2 separate regions of the Homo sapiens genome follow, and region 2 is linked to region 1. Evidence: chromatin loops called from intact Hi-C (ENCODE). Cell type or tissue: GM12878. All regions are shown on one strand.

Region 1 (5,000 bases):
TGTTAAAAAGTGCGTATGTATGATTGTGCATATGTGTGTGTGCATATGTGCATGTATGTGCAGAAATTCATTCTGCAAACAGAATTTTTAACGTTGAAATATGAGGCTTTTCCTGTACAAGTTGTACATAATTTCCCCAGAAATTAGTGCAATAAATTTTTGCATGTATGCTTGTGTAAGACAGAGAGACCTTTGGATGCAAGAGAAGTGTTTTATTTGTCTTTGGATCCCAAGCACCAATAGAGTGGACACCTCATAGTAGATATTCAATAGATCTTCCTGATGATTAAATCTTGTGGCCAGAGGCCGGGCGCAGTGGCTCACGCCTGTAATCCCAGCACTTTGGGAGGCCGAGGTGGGCGGATCACGAGGTCAGGAGATCGAGACCATCCTGGCTAACACGGTGAAACCCCTTCTCTACTAAAAATGCAAAAAATTAGCCAGGCGAGGTGGCGGGCGCCTGTAGTTCCAGCTACTTGGGAGGCTGAGGCAGGAGAATGGCGTGAACCCCGGGGGGTGGAGCCTGCAGTGAGCCCAGATTACGCCACTGTACTCCAGCCTGGCCGACAGCGAGACTCCGTCTCAAAAAAAAAAAAAAAAAAAAAATCTTGTGGCCAGAAATTGCCAATGGCATTTGATATTACAAACTAACTGGTTCTAAAAAATATATAATTAGAGGTGGCAATACAATGGAAACATGTATTTGAAGTAAAAAGTAATGAAAATATCTGGATTCAAGAACTGGTTCTCATAAGTTACTACTGTATGGCCTAGATTATTGTGCCTTCAGTGGATAAAAGGAGGAGGGTAAAGAAGTGTAAAAATAGTTAAATAAAAAGGCTACATGGGGATTATTAATTTTTAGGTAATTTTTCAGTCATTCAAAAAATGTATTTTAAGTTCTTACTATGTGTCAGACACTGTTTTTGGGTGATGGAACTATAGAAAGATAGCTTTCTGTTCTCAGGAAGTTTACATTCCAGGGAGAGTATATTATGTTATATTACATGACATTATACTATACATTAAGTACTATATCTTTGCAATTTATGCTATATATTATATAATATATTAAGTAATATTGTGTCGATAGACATTTTAGAAAGTGTATTACTACTATGTTAGTGAGATTATATACATATGTATATGTGTGTGCATATATATATTATATAGACACAAAAATAATTAGTATGAAGAAAAATAAAGCATTGTGAGATTATGGTGTTGACATTCTAGATGAGATGGTCAGAGAGACGACATTAGAGCAGGGCCCTGAAAAAAGTATGTCAGTAAGTTATAGAAGAAATAGGGGTAGAGTATTATAAGCAGAGGGAAACTGAAATGAAGTCTTAAAGAAAGACTCAGCTTTATTTCTTCAAGAAAAAATAAGAACTTCTGTGTGATCAAGCATCGTGAGTCAAGTGAAGCATGGAAGGCCATGATGTTGGAGAGCTGGGCTGAGGCTGGACTGTGAAGGGGCTTTCTATGCTGTGCTAAGTGCTTGGAACTCAGAATAAGTCAGTCATCGATACATAATACATAATCAGTACCTAAATACCAATGAAAGTCAATAGACAGGAAAAATTCCCAATGACTGAACCTAGGGAACTCCTGTATTTAGAATTGTGAAGAATGATGAGGGACCATCTGTGTCAAATATCACTGCAAGATTGAGGAAGACAAGGACTGATAATTGTCCTTTGTATTTGCTGCCCTTCATAGGAACAGTTTAGTGAAGTGCTGGAGACAAAAGCCTGAAATAGGAACTTTGGGACTTGGAATGAAAAATGAAGAAATTGAGCTATTGAAGGAAGGGATGTGGGGGAAATGAAATCTTTCTTCTAAGATGGGAGCTATCATTTCATACTTGTAAGACAACAGGATTGGACAGATGGAGATCGTGATGGGGAGAGTATTCCTGGAAGAGCAAACTTCACTAGCAATGATCACAGGTCTGGCTAATACTGAGGGTAGAGGGGGGAATAAGAGTCATATTGTCTGATCTTATCAAGTTTAGTCTCAAATTTCCAACCCTAAAAGCTACTGAAAGCACTTTGCATTATCAATATTGAGATGGCAATATAAAATAATATTTTTGTACTTTTTCAAAGTTGTACCCTATGTAAACAGTTGATAGTAGAATATAATAGAGCCTAAAGTCAACAAGTAGCTTCAGTTCCTCTTGAATCAGCCTTACAAGTGATGAGTTATGGGTTGTTGGTAAATATGTAACCACAAACTCTCTGGAGAAAAGAAAACACCCTGATTTACAATGACTGCCAATTATTGTAGTGTAAATACTCTTACCATGGATGATTTAGGCTACCAACTATTTAACAAGCAGGTTACAACATTCCTGAGTATTTAACAAGCAGCTCTCATATGTGTAGGAGTCAGCTCCTGCACACCATGGCCAGTTATAATTTCAAAATTACAATCCCTCCTTGAAGACAGAAACTGTGCCTGGTCCATTTCTCTATCTCTTTAAGCACTGAGTATGTCGATTTACCTAATGTAGCCACACACTAAATATTTGGTGAAAGAAGGAAGGATGGCAGGTGCTCTGACTAATATCTGGAATAACATCTGCAACTGCAACTCTGCCTAGAACACGCTTGCCTGATTCTGCCTTACATGACTCACCTTAATTGTCACATTGTTAGAAGGGTCTCTCTACTTATTCTAAACAAGTAGATTCTTCACAATTATTTTATCTCTCTGCACTCTGTTTACTTTATTCATAGTATTCATCATGATTGTTATCATTTTACACCATTTGTTTATTTACTTATCTAACTAACCTACCAGACTATAATTACAAAATAGAGCAGGGACTATTTTATTCCCAGTGCATAAATGGCACTCAGAATAGCACCTAACCCATAATACACAATTAATATACTTTCACTAAGTGTTTTTACATGATTTATCAGTAAAAATCAGGCTATTTAACAAAATATTTAATCTTATTGGTAAATTATTTTGATATCTACAATATCATTATTCTTTATTTTCCATTTTCTTATTAAAATAGAAAGTTCATGTTGTTAATGTTCACCAACTTTGTTTTCTATATATAGATGTCATTGTCATTTTGAAACTGTGTAATACTTTGTTAGTTTTATATTCTAGAATGTTATCCATGTTCTCTGTGCTTATTTTCGAAATTCACATATGCTGTCATACACACATTAAAAACAGAGGCAAACACCAGTAGACAAAGAAAAAGACATTTATCCTACTAACATGCATTAGAAAATGTGAATTTTTATATACAAATAAAATACCAAAGACCTCTTTCCTGATACAGCTACAGAGACCTCCAGCGTAGGATTATACAGCCTTGCTCACCTGTTTTTTTATGATGCCCTTTGCTAACACTGTTTCCTCTGATTGGAATGTCCTTCTCATCAGAGTCTCCACCATCAAAATTCTACTTCTTAACAAATGCCATCTTTACTGTCCAGTTGTGAAATGTTTCTCATTTTCATACATCACTCACTAAAAAAATGAGTATTTACTAAGAAACATCTATGTATGTTTCCGGGACTAAGTAATTACAAGTAATTCAAGATAAATAAGATAATGGCCTGGCTGCAAGGAGCTTACTGTACAGATGGGATTCAGACAAATAAGCCCATGGGCTTCACACAGGGTCAGGTGGGAAGCGCTAATCAAATTTGAGCAGTCAGGAAATGCTAGAAAAGGCAGTGGTTATCCTGAGTCATATCCTCTCCAGATGTGTTTTCCTCTTCATTCAAGTCCTACAAGACATTTATTTTCCTTATGATGTTGGTAAAGTTTTATGCTTATTTAGATATTATAAGTGTATTTTATACATCATGAATATGCTTATTTCTATATGTGTTTTTATTTGTTAACACATCATCTTTATTTCTCATTCATGTCAATTAATTATCTGGCTGGTGGCCTACCAGCTTACTCAGGATCTGGGCTCCTTCCACGTAGTGGTTGCTCCAAATACTCCATTGGCTTCTCTGAGTCTGGCTAGGAGATGAGAGAAGAGAAATATCCTGCAGAGAACCTCAGGAACAATTGCAGGAGTCACCTACCACACTAGATACATTCAAATGGCCATAGGTAGGCACATGTGGCCTCAATTAATTTTACCTATGATTAAACAGTGAACTGAATTATGCAACTAATTTCTAATATAATGGTAATAACCATTAAAGTATATTTATTTATAATACCTTCCCATTCTTTTTATCTGAAAAAAAAAGTTAAAAGTTTAATTGCATACTTTTCAATATTGTTCCTGTCTAGCACTAAGTCCACACATCTGGTAGAGAATTCTCATTAACATTCCATGCTGGGGAGTGAGGTACTCAAAGAGGCACTTCTTCCTTGAGTTAAATATGCAGTCTTGGTCCAGACACAGCTGTGGGTCACCAGGAGGTTTGGCTGTTGAACACAACACTTTCTGTCTTCTGGTTTATAAACACTAATTCAGCAATTTGAAGTGAGAATTTTTTCCAGAATTTTATGAAAATGTGGCATTTTTCAAAGCACTCATCCAAGAAAAGATCTAGCTACAAACTCTATCCATGGACAATACCACCATGTTTCCCAATTTTTCCCTTTAAAAAGTGAATGAATTTGTGTTACAATGCCTTCTAGGTAGAAGTTGTTCCTAGGTACACTCCAGTACCATAGTAAAGGCCAATGACAGCTGTAATAATTTCCTAAATGTTGTATGAACTGAGAATAGGCATAACTGCTAAAGATTGGGTGATCATATAATTTATCTTGTAAGATGATATAAGTTAGCATCAAGTCTGATTATCAACACAGCAAGAATTACATATCATGAAATTGATGTATATGACATAGACATATGAAGCTAAGAAGATCAACATGTGCAATTAAAATATTCCATCATTAGGGTTATAAATTCACTTCTAACAATGCCTGATACAACAGCTGAGCGCCCCCCGATAGAGCTATAATCCATCCTAATTATTTTTAAAATTATGTAA
Region 2 (5,000 bases), 110 kb before region 1:
TTTGGATACAAATAGAAGATAAAAATAAAGAATTTTTTTTTCTAGAAAAACTCTGTGTAGCAGTGAACACAGTACCATATCCGTGAGTCCCTTGATTCTGAATGTATGGAAACCGTAATTAATATCTTAGGAAACTCATGAAGCACCTGAGATAGATGAAGAAAATAGTCCCTGATTATTTTTCAGGAAACTGGAAAATAACTTACATCCATTTGTCCCAGTGAAAAGGAAGCTAAAAGCAGAAGTTTGGAAACCTCTGAGACAAAATAAAATACATAACTATTAGAGCCATTTAGGGTTTTATTTTCCCCCCTCAGAGGAAGAGGCAGAGTTAATGGAATGGAGAATGTTACAATAGAAATTGTCCACATAAACATACAGGGCGAAGATTGCTGGGAGAACAAGGGGTGGGTAAAAGAGGAGAGAAAGCAGGCAGCAGCATTTTCTGAACATTATTTTTAATGTAAATTGGCTTCACCGGGGAAATGACAATTTTGTAAAGATTAATAAGGAACACCTTTCTGTGAGATTTAATATCTGCAGAGAAAATAAAGATTAAGAATATAATGATATAAATATGTAATTCTTCCTTAAGTTTTATGATTTTGTTAATGAAAAGTTGAGGGTTTTATGCATTTTACACACAGCATTTTACAAAAAATCATCCAATTAGTAGCTTCTTTTTTTTATTGTTTCACTTCCACCTGGACACAATAGCATTTTTGGCCTTGCATTCACATTCCTTCACTCCCACATTTCTGGAATGAATGAGCCACATCAGTTCAAGCCCCACTGACTGTAAATCTTTCACCTTTAAAAATAAAATAGGGTATAACTCTCAGTTCCTCATCATAAATCCAAAACTTCATTATTTCTGGCAGTCACAAATATTAGTTTTAATTGCAGTGGCCAAAAGCAATAGTTTCCAGTAATATGGATGAACCCAGTTAAATTTTGCTGTTTCTCTTAGTTATTTTATTTTTTTAAATGTCTCAAAAAAAAAAAACTGGAAAGGATCAAATAGCTATATATTAATGAGTCTTTCATATTTACATCATTCGATTTGTAACAAAAAAAGATGATAGAATAGATAATAAATGACGTGTCATACAGAAATACATTATAAATATAAGTGAACTATACTATATTTATTTTTTGGTTTGGGTGTAATTAATTTATTGTTGCAATGAATTGCTTGTAATTTGATCGAATGTAGATCAAAATTTTTCAAAACTTCTGGTGCTTTCTAGTGATGTAAACATTAGGAGACTAGGTTGGTGAACAAAAAATATTTTTATTTTGCAAAATGCTTAGTCACTAAAATTGGTTTCTAATTCCATTTGCCATAATTTGAACAGTGATGATATAATATGTTAATTAGTCTGATTTGTTCATTCCACAATGTGAGCTATACTATATTTTAAAGAGAGTCTAAGTAAAGTTAAATTTTATGAATATAATTTCTAACCTTTTGGAGTTTATGTATTTTGAGAGAAAGAGCATACAAGTTTTAAATATAACAATGACAGATATAAAGTAAGCATATTGAGAACTTATACTAATTAATTTTTTAGATTTCTTTAAATTTCAAGTTATTTCATATTTGCTGTCAGCCAGCATTCTCTTCTAACTTAAATATTTTATTTAATTTATTTTTTATATTTAATTTTATTTTAATTTCCGGGATACACGAGCAAGACATGCAGGTTTGCTACACAGGTAAACTTGTGCGATGGTGGCTTGCTGCACCTATCAACCCATCACCTAGGTATTAGGCCACACATGAATTACCTATTTATCCTGATGCTTTCCCTCTCCCTGCTCCCCCACAGGCCCCAGTGTGTGTTGTTCCCCTCCCTGTGTCCATGTGTTCTTGGTTGTTCAGCTCCCACTTATGACTGAGAACATGCATTGTTTGGTTTTCTGTTCCTGTATTAGTTTGCTGAGGATAATGGCTTCCAACTCCACCCATGTCCCTGCAAAGGACATCATCTTGTTCCTTTTTATGGCTGCAAAGTATTCCATAGTGTATATGTACCACATTTTCTTTATCTAGTCTATCTTTGATGGGCATTTGGGTTGATTCCCTGTCTTTCTATTGTGAATAGTGCTGCAATAAACATATTTGTGCATGTGTCTTTATAGTAGAATGATTTATATTCCTTTGGGTATATACCCAGTAATGGGATTGCTGGGTCAAAGAGTATTTCTGTTTCTAGATCCTTGAGGAATCGCTACACTGTCTTCCACAATTGATGAACTAATTTACATTCCCACCAACAATGTAAAAGCATTCCTATTTCTCCCTAGCCTCACCAGCATCTGTTTTTTCTTGACTTTTAATAATCACCATTCTGACTAGTGTGAGATGGTATCTCATTGTGGTTTTTATTTTCATGTCTCTAATGATCAGTGCTGACCTTTTTTCATATGTTTGTTGGCTGCGTAAATGTCTTCTTTTGAGAAGTGTCTGTTCGCGTCTTTGCCCATTTTTTTTATGGGATTGTTGGTTTTTTTCTTGTAAATTTGTTTAAGTTCCTTGTAGATTCTGGATATTAAACCCTTGTCAGATGGATAGATTGCAAAAATTTTCTCCCATTCTGTAAGTTATCTGTTCACTCTAATTATAGTTTCTTTTGCTGTGCAGAAGCTCTTTAGTTTAATTAGGTCCCATTTGTCAATTTTTGCTTTTGTTGCAATTGCTTTTGATATTTTTGTCATGAAATCTTTTCCCCTGCCTATGTTCTGAGTGGTATTGCCTAAATTTTCTTCTGGGTTTTTTATAGTTTTGGGTTTTACACTTGTAACTTAAATATTTTAATAGATAGAAATGTCAGTATTAATTCAATATAGTTAAAGTAACTCAATAAACATTTAACAAATATTCTCTAGCTGATCCAATGAGGGCTTTATATTCAGGAACAAGATATCAAGTGATGTGGAAGATTTGCATCTTCCACTAATACTGTCTCCTCAATTAGAAGTTTAAGTTTTCTGATCATAGAATTGTTTCATTGTCATCTGGCAAATTTTTTAATGTTAATACAAGTTTTTCTAAGATTTATATTGTTTCAGTCAAGAGCTGACCAAAAGGAAGGGTAGAAATAGAATCTAAATAAATTCATAAAAAATGAGGAGAAAGAGACTATGGTATCCATCATCACATGGATGTGGAAGGTTGGTTTGGCTGACAAAACTTGTCAGACGGCTTATCCTTCCTTCCTCAGCCCTACTATGTCCTTCTAAAATCTGAGCAAGTGTATGATGCTTTCAGTAATTAAAAAAAAAGGCAGACTTTGATCAGGGGAATAAAAGTAACTGGTGCAATTTACTACAATTTTAAAGTAAGAATTAGACCTCTGACTGTAATTTGTTACAAGCATAATTTTATTATATTAACACATCATATATTTTAGGAGTTATGGGGTTGATTAATTCTAAATTGAAGTTTTGTGCTGAATTTAAAAGTCAAAAAGGTATTTGGGTCAGATGTATTTGTTTTCAATAATTATCCTATTTAACATAAATTTTCTCCAATGCGTACTTCTCATCACTTATTCTACTTCATGACAGGAAGGCCTACTGATATAAACCAAACCAAATAATGCAATTGTAATTGCATTATTATTTTATCTAAATTAATTGTTTGGAACTTGTTATAGAGGAATCTAGTTGTCATCCACATTATACTTTCTCCCCCTCCTTAGTAACAGAATACTGATTTTTAGCAGGTCACACTACTTCCCTAGCTGAAAAAATACAGTATTTCTTGAAAGTAGGTATGCCCTATAACTAGATTCCGGACAATGAGAACTAAAAGTAACTATTAGAAGACAAAATCTCACTGAAATTATAATGAGAATAGATGATACACGAAGTTTAATAATGGAATTGGAAGATGACCGTGGAACAAGTTTCCTAGAAAGAAAAAAGAAAGATGAGAAGAGAGAAAATGGGGATTAAAAATATGGACTTAGCAGATCAGTCCAAGAGGCTCAAAATACATTTAAGAGTAACTTCAGTTAGGAGACAAAATGGTGAAGAAGAAATTATTAAGAAATAATACAAGTCCCACTGCATCACTTGGATAGCCTAAAAAACAAACAAACAAAGACATTTCCCCAAAAGAAAGAACATGAGTCTCAAGTTTAAAAGACCCACTGCATCTCCAGCCCAATGAATGAAAGAAGACACACAGCAAGCATATTAGCACTATTAGCATGGTATTTATTTTTCTTTCTTTTCTTTTTTTTTTGACAGAGACTCACTGTCGCCCAGGCTGGAGTGCAGTGGCATGGTCTCGGCTCATTGCAACCTCCATCTCCTGGGTTCAAGTGATTCTCTGGCCTCAGCCTCCTGAGTAGCTGGGGTCACAGGCCTGGGCCACCATGCCAAACTAATTTTTGTATTTTTAGTAGAGATGGGGTTTCATCATGTTGATCAGGCTGGTTGAATTCTTGGCCTCAGGGATCTGCCCACCTTGGCCTCCCAATGTACTGGGATTATAGGTATGAGCCATCGTGTGGCGTTTAATACAATATTTCTAATGAAGACAAAAATCACAAAAGTCTCCAGAGAGGAAAAAGCCTCCTCATACAGGAATAGCAACACTAGGTTACACTAGGTTAGACCAGCACTTCTCCAATGTTAATGTGCTTACAGCCTACAGATCTGGTTAAAAATGCAGATTCCAATCCAGTAGGTTTGAGGTGGAACCAGAGATCTTTTTTGACAAGATTAGAGATGACGTTGGTGCTGGCGGTTCGTTGACTCCATGTCAAGTTAAAAATTACTGGCAGATACAAGTAATGCCTTCAAATTTTAAGAGAAAATATCTTGAAATCTCGAATTCTGCATCTGGTAAATTGACTTGTCAAATAAAATAGTAGAATAAAGCCATTTTCAGGTATGAGAACCTCAAATGCTATCTCCTATATCCAAAGCTAGCAAAATGAAAGGAGAACCAAGAAGGGAGAAGACATGGAATCTGGGAAAAAGGA

The links. Peaks named below come from ENCODE experiments on the same cell type or tissue, not always from the same donor. Only the 100,000 strongest peaks of a DNase experiment are listed, where the experiment ranks them.
Region 2: it touches region 1 in a loop (2.5-fold over the local background); 1 of 110 quality-filtered maps calls a loop at or near these places.

What each region holds. Positions count from the first base shown.
Region 1 is chr6:74,596,159-74,601,158 of GRCh38, reverse strand. The region is part of intron 2 of LOC101928516 (a long non-coding RNA gene); the gene reads right to left. All of the region lies in intron 2 of LOC105377858 (a long non-coding RNA gene), which reads left to right. Among named protein-coding and RNA genes, the nearest start is that of SNORD156, 530 kb to the left of the region's middle. In GM12878, no CTCF peak of the experiment used is centred here; a DNase peak (open chromatin) is centred at 2,558; H3K4me3 peaks cover 508 bases; H3K27ac peaks cover 1,599 bases.
Region 2 is chr6:74,709,906-74,714,905 of GRCh38, reverse strand. The region is part of intron 1 of LOC105377858 (a long non-coding RNA gene); the gene reads left to right. Among named protein-coding and RNA genes, the nearest start is that of SNORD156, 420 kb to the left of the region's middle. In GM12878, no CTCF peak of the experiment used is centred here; no DNase peak of the experiment used is centred here.